Regions from separate parts of the Homo sapiens genome. Here all the other regions are linked to region 1. Evidence: chromatin loops called from intact Hi-C (ENCODE). Cell type or tissue: heart right ventricle. All regions are shown on one strand.

Region 1 (5,000 bases):
TCCGACGAACACTGGGAGCCCCAGTTCCCCCCAGCAGAAAAGTGAAGGCCTGGGCTCCAGGCACAGACCAGTGGCCAGGGTAAGCCCCCACTGCAAGAGATCCGAGGCTGAGGCCAAGCCCAGTGGCTCACAGACAGTGAACCTGACTGGCAGAGCCAATGATCCATGCGATCTGGACTCGAGAGTCCAGGCCACTTCTGTCAAAGTGACTGTCGCTGGCTTTCAGCCAGGTGGAGCTGTGGAGAAGGTAACTGACTTTCTCTTAGTTACTTGGAATGGAAGTGCATGAATATGTGTGAGTGAAGATGGAGTCTGTTGTAAAGCATGGGTAAGCTGCCAGTGGGAAAGGATGATGGCTGGAGAATTATCTTTCAACAGAGTCAGTCACTTAAATACCTGGACTGCTTGGAAGCCTTTTTTTTTTTTTTCTTGGAGATGGAGTTTCGCTCTGTCACCCAGGCGGGAGTGCAGTGGCGCAATCTCAGCTCACTGCAACCTCCGCCTCCCAGGTTCAAGCGATTGTCCTGTCTCAGCCTCCCGAGGAGCTGGGACTACAGGCGCACACCACCACGCCTGGCTAATTTTTGTATTTTTTAGTAGAGACAGGGTTTCACCATATTGGTCAGGCTGGTCTCGAACTCCTGGCCTCAGGTGATCCACCTGCCTCGGCCTCCTGAAGTGCTGGGATTACAAGCGTGAGCCACCGCACCCAGCCTAGGGAGCTTATTAATGTATCAGCAGGTTAGTCATGAGATCATTTGGCCAGAAGATACTATAGAATCTCTGTCTTACCTGTACACAGCACCTGTGGCTAATGATGGAAAGGCAGTGTGGCACAGGGAAAGTAAAACCATGGGCCTGGCATGAGCTCCACTGCTGACTAGTTGGCACTGGTCGAGTTACAACTTGGGCAAGTTATTAAACATTTCTGAGCTTAGTTCTCTGGGCTGGTGCTCTCTGCCTTGGTCATCTCACAGAGCTGGAGGGACCATCAAATATATGTTAACAGTGATTCCCTCCAGCTGATAAGGTTATGAGTGATCCTTATATTTTTCCAAATTTCTACATTGGTTATATATAATTATAGCCACTCATAACCTTGCTGTGGTATCATATGGAATAACAGGAATGCATTCACTTAGAAATTGATAATGTACCACATTAAATGCAAGTTAATATTGGTTATGTTACTACTTGGTTACGAGTATGTTAGAATATCAAATTGTTCATTTTTAAAAATGTTCAATATACCTCTACTTTATCAAGGAGACAGTACGAGAAATCAATGTTGTTTATAATCTCCTTAACATAAATAACTTCTCTCTCTCTCTCGCTGAACAAAGAATCTGAGATGACTTATAAAGCCATATTATTATAGATGTGTGTTCAAGTGGTTTATATAAACATATATGTCAATAGACCTGGAAAATGCTAAGTCATAAAAACTATACCAGGCAAAAGTCGTTTTTTTAACCTTATTTTTGTTTTAATAGAAATGCACATCTTTTTTCCTTCTCCTCAAATATCATATTTTACCTCCAACCACTACCTGTGTTTTAAAATATAATGTTTGGCCATTGGGTAAATTTCTTCTTTTAAAAAGCATCGGCCGGGCACAGTGGCTCACGCCTGTAATCCCAGCACTTTGGGATGCTGAGGCAGGTGGATCACCTGAGGTCAGGAATTAGAGACCAGCCTGGCCAACATGGCAAAACCCCGTCTCTACTGAAAATACAAAAATCAGTCAGGTGTGGTGGTGTGCACCTGTAATCCCAGCTACTCGGGAGTCTGAGGCAGGAGAATCTCTTGAACTCGGGAGGTGGTGGTTGCAGTGAGCTGAGATCGTGCCACTGTACTCCAGCCTGGGTGACAGAGCAAGACTCGGTCTCAAGAAAAAAAAAAAAAAAAAAAAACAAATCACAAGTTTTGGATAACTGTATAAAGGCAAATTAGGGTTTTTATTCATAATAATTTATATCTATTAAAATAAGAGTTTTGTAATTCTAAGTTAATACTCTCAGAATGAACTTTTGAGCAGCATTTGAAACTTGTACAAGACTAATTTTTCTCATAAAAATTTTAGTTACAAAATTTGATTTTATTTATATCTGAGAAAGAAAATAGAATGGATTGCTATAAAGTATATGTCCTCAAATATTGGAAGAAAAAACCTTCCTCTTTTGGTACGTGAGTTAAATTCTGTTTTTATTTACTACTTGATTTAAATTGAAGTGAAATTCATATAACATGAAATTAACCATTTTGAAATGTACAAGTCAATGGCACTTAGTACATTCAGAATGCAATATGACCCACCACCTCTGTCTAGTTCTGAAACTCCTCTACTGTTTTTATGTTACATTTGTGTTACTAATAAATAGAAAATTAACTGAGTTAAACTCTATCTAGGTTTCCCTCAGCTGGTAACTGACATTTTATGAAAAGATTTCTTACCAAAGCTGCTGAAAGACATATTATCCCTTTCACCTCTGTGCTCTGCTGCCACCTTTGGGCCACTTTATCACTCACAATGGATAAATTTCACATGAAGCTGATTTAACTGTTAGTTTTAGAATTTCATTGCATTGAATGTTAGGTAGAAGAAGAGAAAGTAATGGACACTTAGCCAAAGTGAAGTCTTGAAATATGAAATGTCAATTTTGTTTATCCAGATTCGTTCATTCCCTCACTACCAAACTAAGGAGTTAGTGTTATAGTCTTGGATATCTCTATGCAATATAATAACAATACCTTACATCTGTCTAGCCTTATATGTGCTGTTTTTATAACTGTTCTCATTTAATCGTCTTCTTTTAAGCTCTATGAGTAAGACTGGGAATGTTTTATGCCCATTTTAGAGTTGAAAAAAATGGAGGCTTGGGGAAGAATGATATGACCATTTAATTCCTAGCAGACCTTAAACCCACAATCTGGATCTGCTGGCTCCTAGTCCAGGGCCCCTTTGCCTTTTCCTGAACTAGCTCTGCTCTCTATATATGATCTCATCTTACGGTGCAGAAAGCCTGAAAGTTATTTCAAGTGGCTTGTGGTTGTCATTGTGCCAGGAATCTCTGGGAAAGCTGACCACTGGAGATGCTTGTGTCTCTACCAGCTGTGAACTAGCCAGTGCTCTGTCCCATCTGGATGCCAGCCACCTCACAGAGAACCTGCCCAAAGCTGCATCAGAGCTGGGGCAACAACCCATGACTGGTAAGATTATTTTCCCATTTGTTAATCTTAAAGTAGGTGGGGAGATACCCTAATGAAAGCATTATACAGGCCAGGCGCAGTGGCTTACACCTGTAATCCCAGCACTCTGGGAGGCCGAGGTGGGCGGACCACTTGAGGTCAGGAGTTTGAGACCAGCCTGGCCAACATGGTGAAACCCCATCTCTACTAAAAATACAAAAATTAGCCGGGCGTGGTGGTGCGCACCTTTAATCCCAGCTACTTGGGAGGCTGAGGCAGGAGAATCGCTTGAACTGGGTAGGCGGAGGTTGCAGTGAGCCAAGGTGGCACCATTGCACTGCAGCCTGGGCAACAAGAGCAAGACTCTGTCAAAAAAAAAAGAAAAAAGAAAGAAAGGAAATTGATATTTTTAAGGAGAAAAATCTTTTACACAAATTAACATTTAAATACTGCCTGCATTTAGCACCTTTACTATATCATTGTGCCTAAACTCATCGTTTTCATGCCATGTTGAACACATCCATTTTCAGTCAGTTGACCCTTTTTACCCTTTTGTGACACCAACAAGACATGAGATGAATCAAAAGGACTTCCCACCCATCAAAATCACAGCACTCTGCCTACGTGAAATCAAATGCACTGAGAAATGGCAACAAAAACCTCCACAAAGGACAAGTGAAATGATACTGAAAAACCACACATAAGTGTTGATGAGAGATTAAGTAACATCGTGGAGGCAGAAGTTATCTCAGTATTTATTTAGGTGCCAGGTGCAGTGGCTCATGCCTGTAATCCCAGCACTTTGGGAAGCTGAGGCAAGTAGATCATGAGGTCAGGAGTTTAAGACCAGCCTGGCCAACATGGTGAAACCCCATCTCTACTAAAAAGACAAAAAAATTAGCTGGGCATGGTGGAGCACGCTTATAATCCCAGCTACTCAGGAGGCTGAGGCAGTAGAATTGCTTGAACCCGGGAGGTGGAGGTTGCAGTGAGCCAAGATCATGCCATTGCACTCCAGCCTGGGCTATACAGTGAAACTGTGTCTCAAAAATTAAAAAAAAAAAAAAAAAAAAAGGAAATTAGTTAGATGTGGTGGCATGTGGCTATACTTTGGAGGCTAAGACCAGGAGGGTTACTTGAACCTAGGAGTTTGAGACTGCAGTGAGCTATGATCACGCCACTACACTCCAGCCTGGGTGACAGAACTAGACCCAATCTCTGGGAAAAAAAAAAAAGTGTGGGGTGTGTATGTGTGTATGTAAAATTTGGCTACCCATCATCTAGTAGTTGAACAAAATAATATTGTAAAACATGATTTTTAAAAATCAACTGAATTAAGTGACTTTGCTTCCTTGTTAGTGGAGACCTTTATTGAAATTTTGGATTCTGGTGGGGCGCGGTGGCTCATCATGCCTGTAATCCCAGCACTTTGGGATGCCAAGGGGGGGCCGATCACTTGAGGTCAGGAGTTCAAGACCAGCCTGGCCAACATAGTGAAATCTCGCCTCTACTAAACATAAAAAAATTAGCGGGTGTTGTGGTGCATGCCTGTAATCCTAGCTTCTCAGGAGGCTGAGACACGAGAATTGCTTGAACCCAGGAGGCAGAGGTTGCAGTGAGCTGAGATTGTGCCATTGCACTCCAGCCTGGGGGACAGAGTGAGACTCTGTCTCAAAAAAAAAACAAAAAAAAAACAAAAAAAAAAAAGGAAATCTGGATTCTAAACTTGCACTCTGTGGGTAGGGGACACTCTTCTCAGTGGCTGGTGATGACTGTGATCCCACTTGTCGAGCTCTGTGGGAGTCCCGGCA
Region 2 (5,000 bases), 500 kb before region 1:
TCAGGAGATCGAGACCATCCTGGCTAACATGGTGAAACCCCGTCTCTACTAAAAATACAAAAAAGTTAGCTGGGCGTGGTGGCGGGTGCCTGTAGTCCCAGGTACTCAGGAGGCTGAGGCAGGAGAATGGCATGAACCCGGGAGGCAGAGGTTGCAGTGAGCCGAGATCGCACCACTGCACTCCAGGCTGGGCGACAGAGCAAGACTCCGTCTCAAAAATAAATAAATAAATAAATAAAAGAATATATAAATAGCTCCTACAACTCAACAACAAAAAAGAAACAATTCAAAAATGGGCAAATGTCTTGAATAGACGTCTCTATATAACTGGCCAATAAATACATGAAAATATGCTCAGCCTCATAAATCATTAGGGAAATGCAAGTCAAAACTACAATGAGATATAACTTCAAACACATTAGGATGGCTATTATCAAAAAAGCAGAAAATGAGGAGTGTTGGCAAGAATATGAAGAAACTGGAACTTTCATGAATTACTGATGGGAATGTAAAATGGTACAGCTTCTGTGCAAAAAAGTCTGGCAGCTTCTCAAAAAGTTAAACATGGAATTACCATATGGTCCAGCAATTCTACTCTTACATATATACCCGAAAGAATTGAAGCATTATTCACAATATTCAGAATGTGGAAACAAACCAAGTGTCCATCACAGATGAATGAATGAATAAAATGTGGTGTGTGTGTGTGTGTATATATATATATATATATATATATATATGATGGGATATTATTCAGCCACAAGAAGGAATTAAATTCTGATAGGCTACAACATGGATGAACTGTAAAAGCATATGCTAAGTGAAATAAGCCAAACACAAAAGGACAAATATTGTATGAAGTACCTATAATATGAGGTACCTATAATAGGTATATGATATGGTTTGGCTGTGTCCCCACCCAAATCTGATCTTGAATTGTAGCTCCCATAATTCCCACGTATCATGGGAGGGACCCAATGGGACGTAATGGAATCATGGGGGTGGGTTTTTACTGCTGTTCTCATGATAATGAGTAAGTCTTATGAAATCTGATGGTTTTATAAATGGGAGTTCCCAAGCACACTCTCTCTCACCTGCTGCCGTGTCTTTGCAGACATATCTTTGCTCCTCCTTTGCCTTCCGCATGATTGTGAGGCCTCCCCAGCCATGTGGAACTGCAAGCCGATTAAACCTCTTTCCTTTATAAATTACCCAGTCTCGGGTATGTCTTTATTAGCAGCATGAAAACACTAATGAGGTACCTATAGTAGGCAAATTGATAGAGTCAGAAAGTAGATAAAGCCTAGCGGGGGGCTGTGGGGAGTGAGCAATGGGAAGTTATTGTTTAATGAGTATAGAATTTCTGTTTGGAATGATTTAAAAATTCCAGAAATCTGCCAGGCACAGTGGCCCATGCCTGTAATCCTGGCACTTTGGAAGGCAGAGATGGGTGGATCACCTGAGGTCAGGAGTTCGAGATCAGCCTGGCCAACATGGTATAACCCCGTCTCTACTGAAAACACAAAAATTAGCCAGGTGTGGTGGCACACGACTGTAATCACAGCTATTCCGGAGGCTGAGACAGGAGAATCACTTGAACCCGGGAGGCAGAGGCTGCAGTGAGCAGAGATCACACCACTGCACTCCAGCCTGGGTGACAAAGCAAGACTCTGTCTCAAAGAAAAAAAAACAAGTTCCAGAAATGGGGAGTGGCGATGGTTGCATGGCATTGTGAATGTACTTAATGCCACTGAATTGTACACTTAAAAATGGCTAAAATGGTACATGCTGTGTTTATATAGAGTATAAATATGTGTGTGTTTTTATATAGTAACACTATAATTTGATTTAAAGCACATATGTATAATCATAGTAATAGTAATTATAAGTTGGTATTTGTCTGTTTTGTCCACATCCCCCAAAGTCTATACATTCTCGTGTCCAAAAAACATTTTAGGGAACCTATTATGGGGAAAATGAGGGATCTCCCAGATAGTGTCTGTCTTATCTATGAGCGTGCAGGGGTTTGTGGATGATGACAAATAGAAGAAAGGGGAAGAGGGTGCTGGCCTCTCCATAACTGAAAGAAGATCATCCTTTTTGCCCTGCCTAGGAAAAAGGACACTGCCATGGGAGACTTTGAGAATGCTCCAGAAAAGAGGGAAAGCATACATTCCCAAGCTCAAACAGAAGGAGGGGAGATCACCACAAAGCCTGCGGCAGTAACTTTATGCTGATAAACGTGACAAATCAGACGAAAGGAGTTTCTTGAAAAACACAATTTACCAAACTGATGCAAAAAAAAAAATTGAAAATCTGAATATATTAATTTTAAAAGTTGAATTGAGAATTGAAAGCCATCCCTCAAAGAAAACTGAAGACCCAGATGGTTTCCCTTGGGAATTCTCCCAAACATTTAAGGAAGAAATAATACTAATCTTACACAAACTCCTTTTTTTTTTTTTTTTTTTTTTTTTTGAGACAGAGTCTCCTTCTGTCACCCAGGCTGGAATGCAGTGGCGCAATCTTGGCTCACTGCAACCTCCGCTTCCCAGGTTCAAGCAATTCTCCTGCCTCAGTCTCCTTACAGGCGTAAGCCACGCTCCCGGCCACAGACTCCTTTAGAAAATAGTTTCTGGGCCAGGCCCAGTGGCTCACACCTGTAATCCCAGCAGTTTGGGAAGCTGAAGTGGGAGGATTGCTTGAGCCCAGGAGGTCAAGGCTGCAGTGAGCCATGATCACGCTACTGCACTCCAGCCTGGGCAACAGAGTGAGACCCTGTCTGAAAACAGAGAGAGAGAGAGGAAGAAGAAGAAGAAGAAGGAGAAGGAGAAGGAGAAGGAGAAGGAGAAGGAGAAGGAGGAGAAGGAGAAGGAGGAGGAGAAAGAGAAGAAGGAGAGAGAAAGAAAGGAAGAAAGGAAGGAAGGAGAAAGGAAGAGAGAGAGAGAAAGAGAGAAAGAAGGAAAGAAAGAAAAGAAAGAAAGAAAAGGAAGGGAGGAAGGAAGGAAGAAAGAAAGAAAGAAAGAAAGAAAGAAAGAAAGAAAGAAAGAAAGAAAGAAAGAAAGAAAGGTGGGAGGGAGGCAGGGAGGGAGGGAGGGAGGGAGGGGAAGGGAAGGGAAAATAGAGTGTTGAAAGGAGCAATACATGAAAAGGAAGGATAATACATTGTGACTAAGTGGGGTTTACTTTAGGGATGCAAAGTTGCTTTAACACTTGAAAATCAATTGTTGCTATTTGTCACACTAACAGAATAAAGGAGAAAAATCATATGATCATCTCAATAAATGCAACAAAATGCCTGTGACAAAATTCAATAATAGCCATCATGATTTAAAAATGAAAATCTCTTAGTAAACTAAGACCAGAAGGGAACTTCTTGATAAAAGTCATCTAGGAAAAAACCTAAAGATAATAGCATACTTAATGGTGAAATATTGACTACCTTTCCCTTATGGCTGTGAACAAAGCAAGAATGTTCACTTTCCCCACCGTTATTCAATATTATACTGGAGGTCTTACCAGTGTAAAAAGGTAAGAAAAATAAAGTCATACATATTGGAAAGGAATAAATAAAACCATTACCATTTTTTTCTTTTCTTTTTTTAATTTTCCAAAGGGCCAGGTAGGCATTACCTTTTTTTTTTTTTTTTTTTTTTTTTTTTTTTGAGACGGAGTTTCGTTATGTCGCCCAGGCTGGAGTGCAATGGCTCGATCTCGGCTCACTGCAAGCTCCGCCTCCCGGGTTCACGCCATTCTCCTGCCTCAACCTCCGGAGTAGCTGGGACTACAGGCGCCCACCACCACGCCTGGCTAATTTTTTTGTATTTTTTAGTAGAGATGGGGTTTCACCGTGTTAGCCAGGATGGTCTCGATCTCCTGAGCTTGTGATCCACCCGCTTCAGCCTCCCAAAAGTGCTGGGATTACAGGTGTAAGCCACCACGCCCAGCCGGCATTACCATTTTTAAAAGCATTAAAATTTACGAAATACTTAGGAAAAACTTTAACAAAAGACATGTAAAACCTCTACAATGAAAACTATATAACACATACTGCCAAGACTTAAGCTAGCAATTTAATGACTGCTATTTATTAAAATACTTTAATAATTTTAATTATTAAATATTTAATTAAATTATTTTAAATAATTATTGTTATACTTATTGTTAATTACTAAATTTATTAATTAAAATTATTAAATTTTAATTAATACATAACTTTAAGGAGGTTCTTGGAGGTAATGTTTTCATGAAGGCTTCCTCAAACTGGAGAAAAGCCTTACATAGGTCCTGGAAAGACTCTCTTTACTACTATCAGCACTATTAACAGTTGCTAAAGCATTTTTATAACAGAAATAATTGAATACTCAATTATTATTAATAGTTGAATATTCTAAAATGATTCAATTACTTTGAATAATTCAATTCTCTTTTTTCTCATTCTACCTAGATAATACTGATGTCCCCTTACCATAGCCCCTTATATATGACATTCCAGAAAAGGCAGGGCAGCACTATTGAAAATCCAAGCGCTTTTTCTGGCTGATTTTCCATTGAAGTTAGATGGGCATACACTGCCTACATTCACAGAAAAGAGAAGGACAGTGTTTATCATCCTCACTCTGAAGGCCACTTCAGGAGCAACCCATTCAAATCTCCTGGGTATGGAGGGTCACTCTTGCTCTTGCTGGCCAATGACCAATATATGCAGGGTGTTCACCTGCTACTGTGATGAAGAGGTACAGGTAAAAAACAGACCCCCGTTATCTTCCTCTTTTCTCCTTCTTTATCCCCTTCAGAGGTCCCTATTTTTCCATTTTTGTGAGCTTCATTCTAACTAGTTTGCAGATAAAACCATTTTGCCCAGTAAACAAACAAACAAACAAACAAAACCTTCTACTTGTATGTTTCGTGTACTATCAAGCAGTATTTGGGCTTACACCTGTCTTTGTCAACTTGAATTAATTTAAGATCAACATTTTTTAATATTTAGTTTGGGTTTT
Region 3 (5,000 bases), 220 kb before region 1:
TTCTCTTTCCTCAGCCTCCCAAGTAGAGTAGCTGGGACCACAGGCGCGTGCCATCACGCCTGGCTGATTTTTGTATTTTTAATAGAGATGGGGTTTCACCATGTTGGCCAGGCTGCTCTCAAACTTCTGACCTCAAGTGATCCAACTACCTTGGCCTCCCAAAGTGCTAGGATTACAGGCATGAGCCACCACGTGCCTGGACTTTATTATGTATTTATTTTATGTTTTTGAGTTGGAGTCTCACTCTGTAGCCCAGGCTGGAGTGCAGTGATGGGATCTCGGCTCACTGCAACCTCTGCCTTCCGGGTTTAAGCAATTCTCCTGCCTCAGCCTCCCAAGTAGCTGGGATTACAGGTGCCCACCACCACACTCAGCTAATTTTTGTATTTTTAGCAGAGATGGGGTTTCACCATGTTGGTCAGGCTGGTCTCGAACTCCTGACCAAAAGTGATCCACCCACCTCGACCTCCCAAAGTGTTGGGATTACAGGCGTGAGCCACTGCGCCTGGCCCATACATTTACTTTAAACAGCATTGATGTACACATCATCAATTATGTACCTGGATTGAAGGAGTGGAGAAAGAAGCTAAAACATTGGGAAACTGTTGTGGAAAAAACACTCAGAAAGGAAGCAAAGGAGCACTTCTCAAATTATTATTAGAAAATTATTCAATTTGAACTTAATTCCCATAAAACTTATAGGATGCTAATGAAAGACTACCACTTCCTGGCAGAAGAGTGGGAAAAGGGAAGGGGGTGGAGCCAGCATTCACTGAGACCCTTATAATATGTGTAAGCCAGACACTTTGTGTTAGAGAATTCTAATACCCTTGGTTTTTTCTGAAATCATCAGCCTAATTTGCTTTGACCCAGGAATTGCGATGTTTGGAGGACTGGTCTACAAAGCTTGTTCTCACTGGGCACATGTAGTGTTCTCCTAAACTCCATGAGGTATTGTTGGTTGCAGTACCCAAAACTTCTTGAAATAAATCTTATCCTGGGGTTCTGTTTCCTTTTGGTTCTTCCGAAGGAGGAATACCATGACCTGACACTCCTTGCCTGTTTCTGGGTTGGCTGTTGTGCCCACCTGAATGAAGCAACTAGGGGTAATTCCAGGACTGGTAATGATGATAATTATTTACTATGTGCTCTGGGGCTGCTTCTGAGAGTGGGCAGATTTCCAGCCCAGGCTTGACATGGGTTGGCCCCTCCTGGGCTTTAATTACCCATTCCGGTGGCAGTAATGGTACTGGAATTGAAGCTTTCTTTTGCCTCCTCCATTATAATTAATTGCTTCGAATTCCACCAGATCTGTCCGTTGCAAAGCTCATTTACTTTTAGGGGCTGCTGGATGCCCACAACCAGAGCTTAGAGCCAGAGGGGTGGAGTGGGACTGGGGTGTGACTTAACCTGAACCCCAAGGAGTGGAGTGTGTGCCTGCCTGTGCAAGTCCCGGGAGGGAGGCCCAGGGCTTGAGTGAGTTTGTTTGCACTGAGATTGGTGCCATCAACCTCAGGAGCTCTCCATTCCTCTAGCTCAGGTCCCTGGGAGCTCCACCCTGGGTGCCTTTTGAAGCCAGGTGAAATGTGTTTTGAGCAGACGTTCCATAAAGGCTTGAGGTTTGGCACCAGTGACGCTTTTACTTTTCAACAAGTGTCAGGAGTGGAAAAATGGAAGAGAATACAGCTGAAGTTTTGAAAAGCAATGAAATGTGGGGTGACTCCCCCTCCCGCTGCCAGCCCCCCTCCCCTGCTTTAAGAAAAGCAAACACTCTTTTCCTGTCTTATTTGTGTTCCCATTAATTTAAGACAGGAAGCCTCAGTGGGTGTGATGTAAACAATTCGGCCTCGTGGGTCGGGCTTCCTCATCAGTTTGCAGCTGGAGCGATGGCTGCAGGGCCCAGGCCCACTCAGGCCTCCTGGGGGAGGGCTTGTTGACTGAACCCCACAGAAGGTGGGAGGGGTAGGGGAGCGGGAGAAGGTATAAAGGAAATGCTTCAGTCGTGCAGTCACCGGCGATTGTAATTCAGCGGTGTTAACTTTGGTTACTCCAGCCGAAAGGCTCTGACCGGGGATTTCTGGAAAGTTCCCTGACATCCTGCCCCATACGATGGTTGTGATTTTAGCTGGGGGCTCCACCCCTGTAAGAACTCAGGCTGCCGCGGATTATGAAACGGAGTGGTCATGAAGTGAATTGATGTGGGAAGGTGGAGCTTCTTGCAATGGCTCGGAGGGAGAACTTTTGGTGCAAACGAGGGTCTAGGGTAGGGCGCTTTTTCCTCTAACCTGCTCCAGGTTTGCCCCAGGAAGCTCCTGAGCCCTCGGTGTAAACAAAGGTGTCTGGATGAGAAGCCCCAAACTCCCTGAAATCCTCCCCAGGGCGGTTTCCTTTTCCCGGCGAGGGGAGTGACCGGGGAGGGGATCTTGGAATGCCGTGGGGTTTTGACAAGTGAGCAGGGGAGTGGCGAGCCGAGTTTAGGATTGCATTACAGGCTTTTCCTAACCTCCTCCACCGCGGCGCGGAGGGAGGAGGGGGGGGTCCTCCCACAGACCTGGAGCCGGCGGAGAGCAGCCTTCGGGAAGTCCTGCAGGAGCCGCGTTCCAGGAGGGCAGCTGGCAGCCGCCCCAGGCCCCCGGGCCGCCTGCAGGTGATTAGGCTAATGAGCTGCCCCGGGGGCGCGGAGACCGGCCTGGCGAGCGGATTACCCGGCGCCCAGCTGCTGCCGGCGGAGACTCCCAGGAGCTCCGGAGAGGAACCCTCCGAAGGTGACTTCAGAACTGGAGGTAGGAAATCGGCTTCTCAGGCGAAAGCCTCAGGTTTTCTGATCTGATCCAGGTCGGGTGCAGACTGGGGCTGAATCCACAAATGTGGAGATTTAGCCACAGCCTCGGAGGCGCGGAGCGGCCACCTAAGCGTCTGCCCTTCTCGTCTCCCGGATCACTGGGGTGTGTTGTTTTTAAAGTGGGGGATTTGCGTGTTGAGAGACGGTTTGTGTTCCTCGGGAGGAGTAAGTGACTTGGAGCTGGTTTGTCAATGGCTGGACGGAAGGAGGCGCCCCGGCTGTGTGTGACGGGCAGGGAAGGGGTGCCCAGAGGGGACAGGTAATAGGGGGTTCCGGAGCCACGGCGGTTTCAGAACCTTGGGGCCTGTGCCGTTGAAGCCCCGGTAGGGGCGGGGGGCATGGCAGCAGCCCGGGAAATCTGTCATACTGTCCCCCATCCCTCGCTAGCAGCAGAATGACTGAGACGGAGCAAAGCTGCTTTCTCTACCCGCGGGAACTGTGGATGATTTCACAAGAAGTCGTGATGGCATTTGGAGACAGATCTTTGCCCCCAAATTACTAAACAGCCTGCTTGGACAACAGCCCCACCACTGATTCCCAAAATGTTTTGATCATAGGATCCACAAATCAAAGATATTTAAAGATGCAGGATGTTTGGAAAGAGAATGGCATTTTCTGTCCTGTAGCTCCTCTCTACTAGGTAGTTGATAAACACCAGAAGTGAAATGAAGTCAGTCTTGTCTCATGAGATGGAGGGAAAGAAGGCGGTAACTACAGCTGTCATCCTGGGAACCATGTCTGGGAGAAAAAGACTGTGAATGTAAACAGTAAACAAATGCTTTTCATAGAAATAGGCCAGGCTGAGTTTGGTATCATAAGGGGATATAATAAACTCTAAATAATATAGACATATCTTTAAATACATACAAAATAATATTTTCAGAGTTTGCACTCTTACACTGTTTTGTAACTCTCAATTCAACTTTGCAGGTGAATTGCAAGGGCCTCATCTCGTCCCCAGCTGCTAATCTGGCCATTGAATGCTAACCTGTAGGCCTCCGTGGCTCCTTTTGCTGAGATGTTAATGGAGTTGAGAGGATACGGGACCCACCCACAGTTAATCCAGGATCTTCAGTCAAACCCAAGGCCCCTGGGTGCAGCTGCAGGACTCACAGACAGGATGGCCTCTGGGGAAAGAGGCCTGTGTCAGGTCTTAAGGAAGAAAAAGAGTTCTCAGAGCGGGCCACAAACAAAAGAAACAAGAAAGGGAAAGTGATGGGGTTCGGAATCGAAGTGAATTTAAGGCTTATCTGGGCCCTCACCCTCTCTGAGCCTGCATTGCTGGGTGTAATTGCCAGCCTCCCTCTTATCTAGAGTGAAGGAAAGATGGTCTAAGAGCAGCAAAGTCACCAAACTGCCTTTCTGCCTCCTCACGTCCCTAAATTTCCCAGCGGCGCACCTGGCACGTAGTAGCGCTTCCCTTGAGCCTCTGTTCCTGCTAATCTCTGTCACACTTAGGGATGGTGTCGTTGAAGAGAATGGTGAGTCCATTGCACTGTTTCCTGGGACATCAAGGTCGCTTACCTGCTCTCCCCTTTTGCCTTCTTCATCGTCTTCTGTTTCCCAGAGGTTTGGCCAAGTGCTTGTTGCTCTGCCCTCCAGAGGGTGGGTGCTTCCTGATTTTACTGGATTTTCATTCCGGAATCAGACTTATAGCGTGAGCTTCCCTCCTTATCAAAACTATATATATATATATATATATATATATAACTTTAAAAAGTCAAATATGTCTACAAGGCTTATAACTAGGGACAGTACTCACTCACCTTACCTCTTACCAACTTCCAGTTCTTTGTCTTTTCTAGAGGCGTGGTCTTGTTATGTTGCCCTGGCTGGTCTCAAACTCTTGGGCTGCCTCAGCAAACCTCCTGCCTCAGCCTCCCAAAGTGCTGGGATCATAGGCGTGAGTCACCACACTCAGCCTCAACTTCCACTTCTGTGCCCCAGAGACAACCATTTTCAACTCTTTGCACTTATTTCTAGTTAGCAAGTACATACTGCCCACTGGGTCCCTCCCTCATGAGAACTCTGTCCTCCTCCGCTTGCCGCTCTTGAGGCCAGTTGCACATCCATCATTGTGGGGTCTCCTCTCACTGTTATTATGAGAATTTATTTTGCTGATTTCTCATGTAGCATCCCGTGTGTTTTAGACCCCATG

Evidence for each region. Peaks named below come from ENCODE experiments on the same cell type or tissue, not always from the same donor. Only the 100,000 strongest peaks of a DNase experiment are listed, where the experiment ranks them.
Region 2: it touches region 1 in a loop (5-fold over the local background); 52 of 110 quality-filtered maps call a loop at or near these places.
Region 3: it touches region 1 in a loop (2.9-fold over the local background); 12 of 110 quality-filtered maps call a loop at or near these places.

The regions. Positions count from the first base shown.
Region 1 is chr5:32,074,397-32,079,396 of GRCh38, forward strand. PDZD2 (PDZ domain containing 2) reads left to right here. Exons shown (of 25, transcript NM_178140.4): 18 at 1-247; 19 at 3,066-3,210. Among named protein-coding and RNA genes, the nearest start is that of GOLPH3, 97 kb to the right of the region's middle. In heart right ventricle, a CTCF peak has its summit at 2,517 (motif pointing left); DNase peaks (open chromatin) are centred at 2,505 and 3,145; H3K27ac peaks cover 1,527 bases.
Region 2 is chr5:31,575,616-31,580,615 of GRCh38, forward strand. No RefSeq gene overlaps it. Among named protein-coding and RNA genes, the nearest start is that of C5orf22, 46 kb to the left of the region's middle. In heart right ventricle, no CTCF peak of the experiment used is centred here; no DNase peak of the experiment used is centred here.
Region 3 is chr5:31,852,386-31,857,385 of GRCh38, forward strand. The region is part of intron 2 of PDZD2 (PDZ domain containing 2); the gene reads left to right. LOC124900953 (a long non-coding RNA gene) reads left to right here and starts at 2,471. Exons shown (of 2, transcript XR_007058717.1): 1 at 2,471-2,783; 2 at 3,773-5,000. RefSeq lists enhancers at 945-1,618, 1,619-2,291. In heart right ventricle, a CTCF peak has its summit at 3,056 (motif pointing right); DNase peaks (open chromatin) are centred at 1,876, 2,126, 2,346 and 2,886; H3K4me3 peaks cover 2,920 bases; H3K27ac peaks cover 3,754 bases.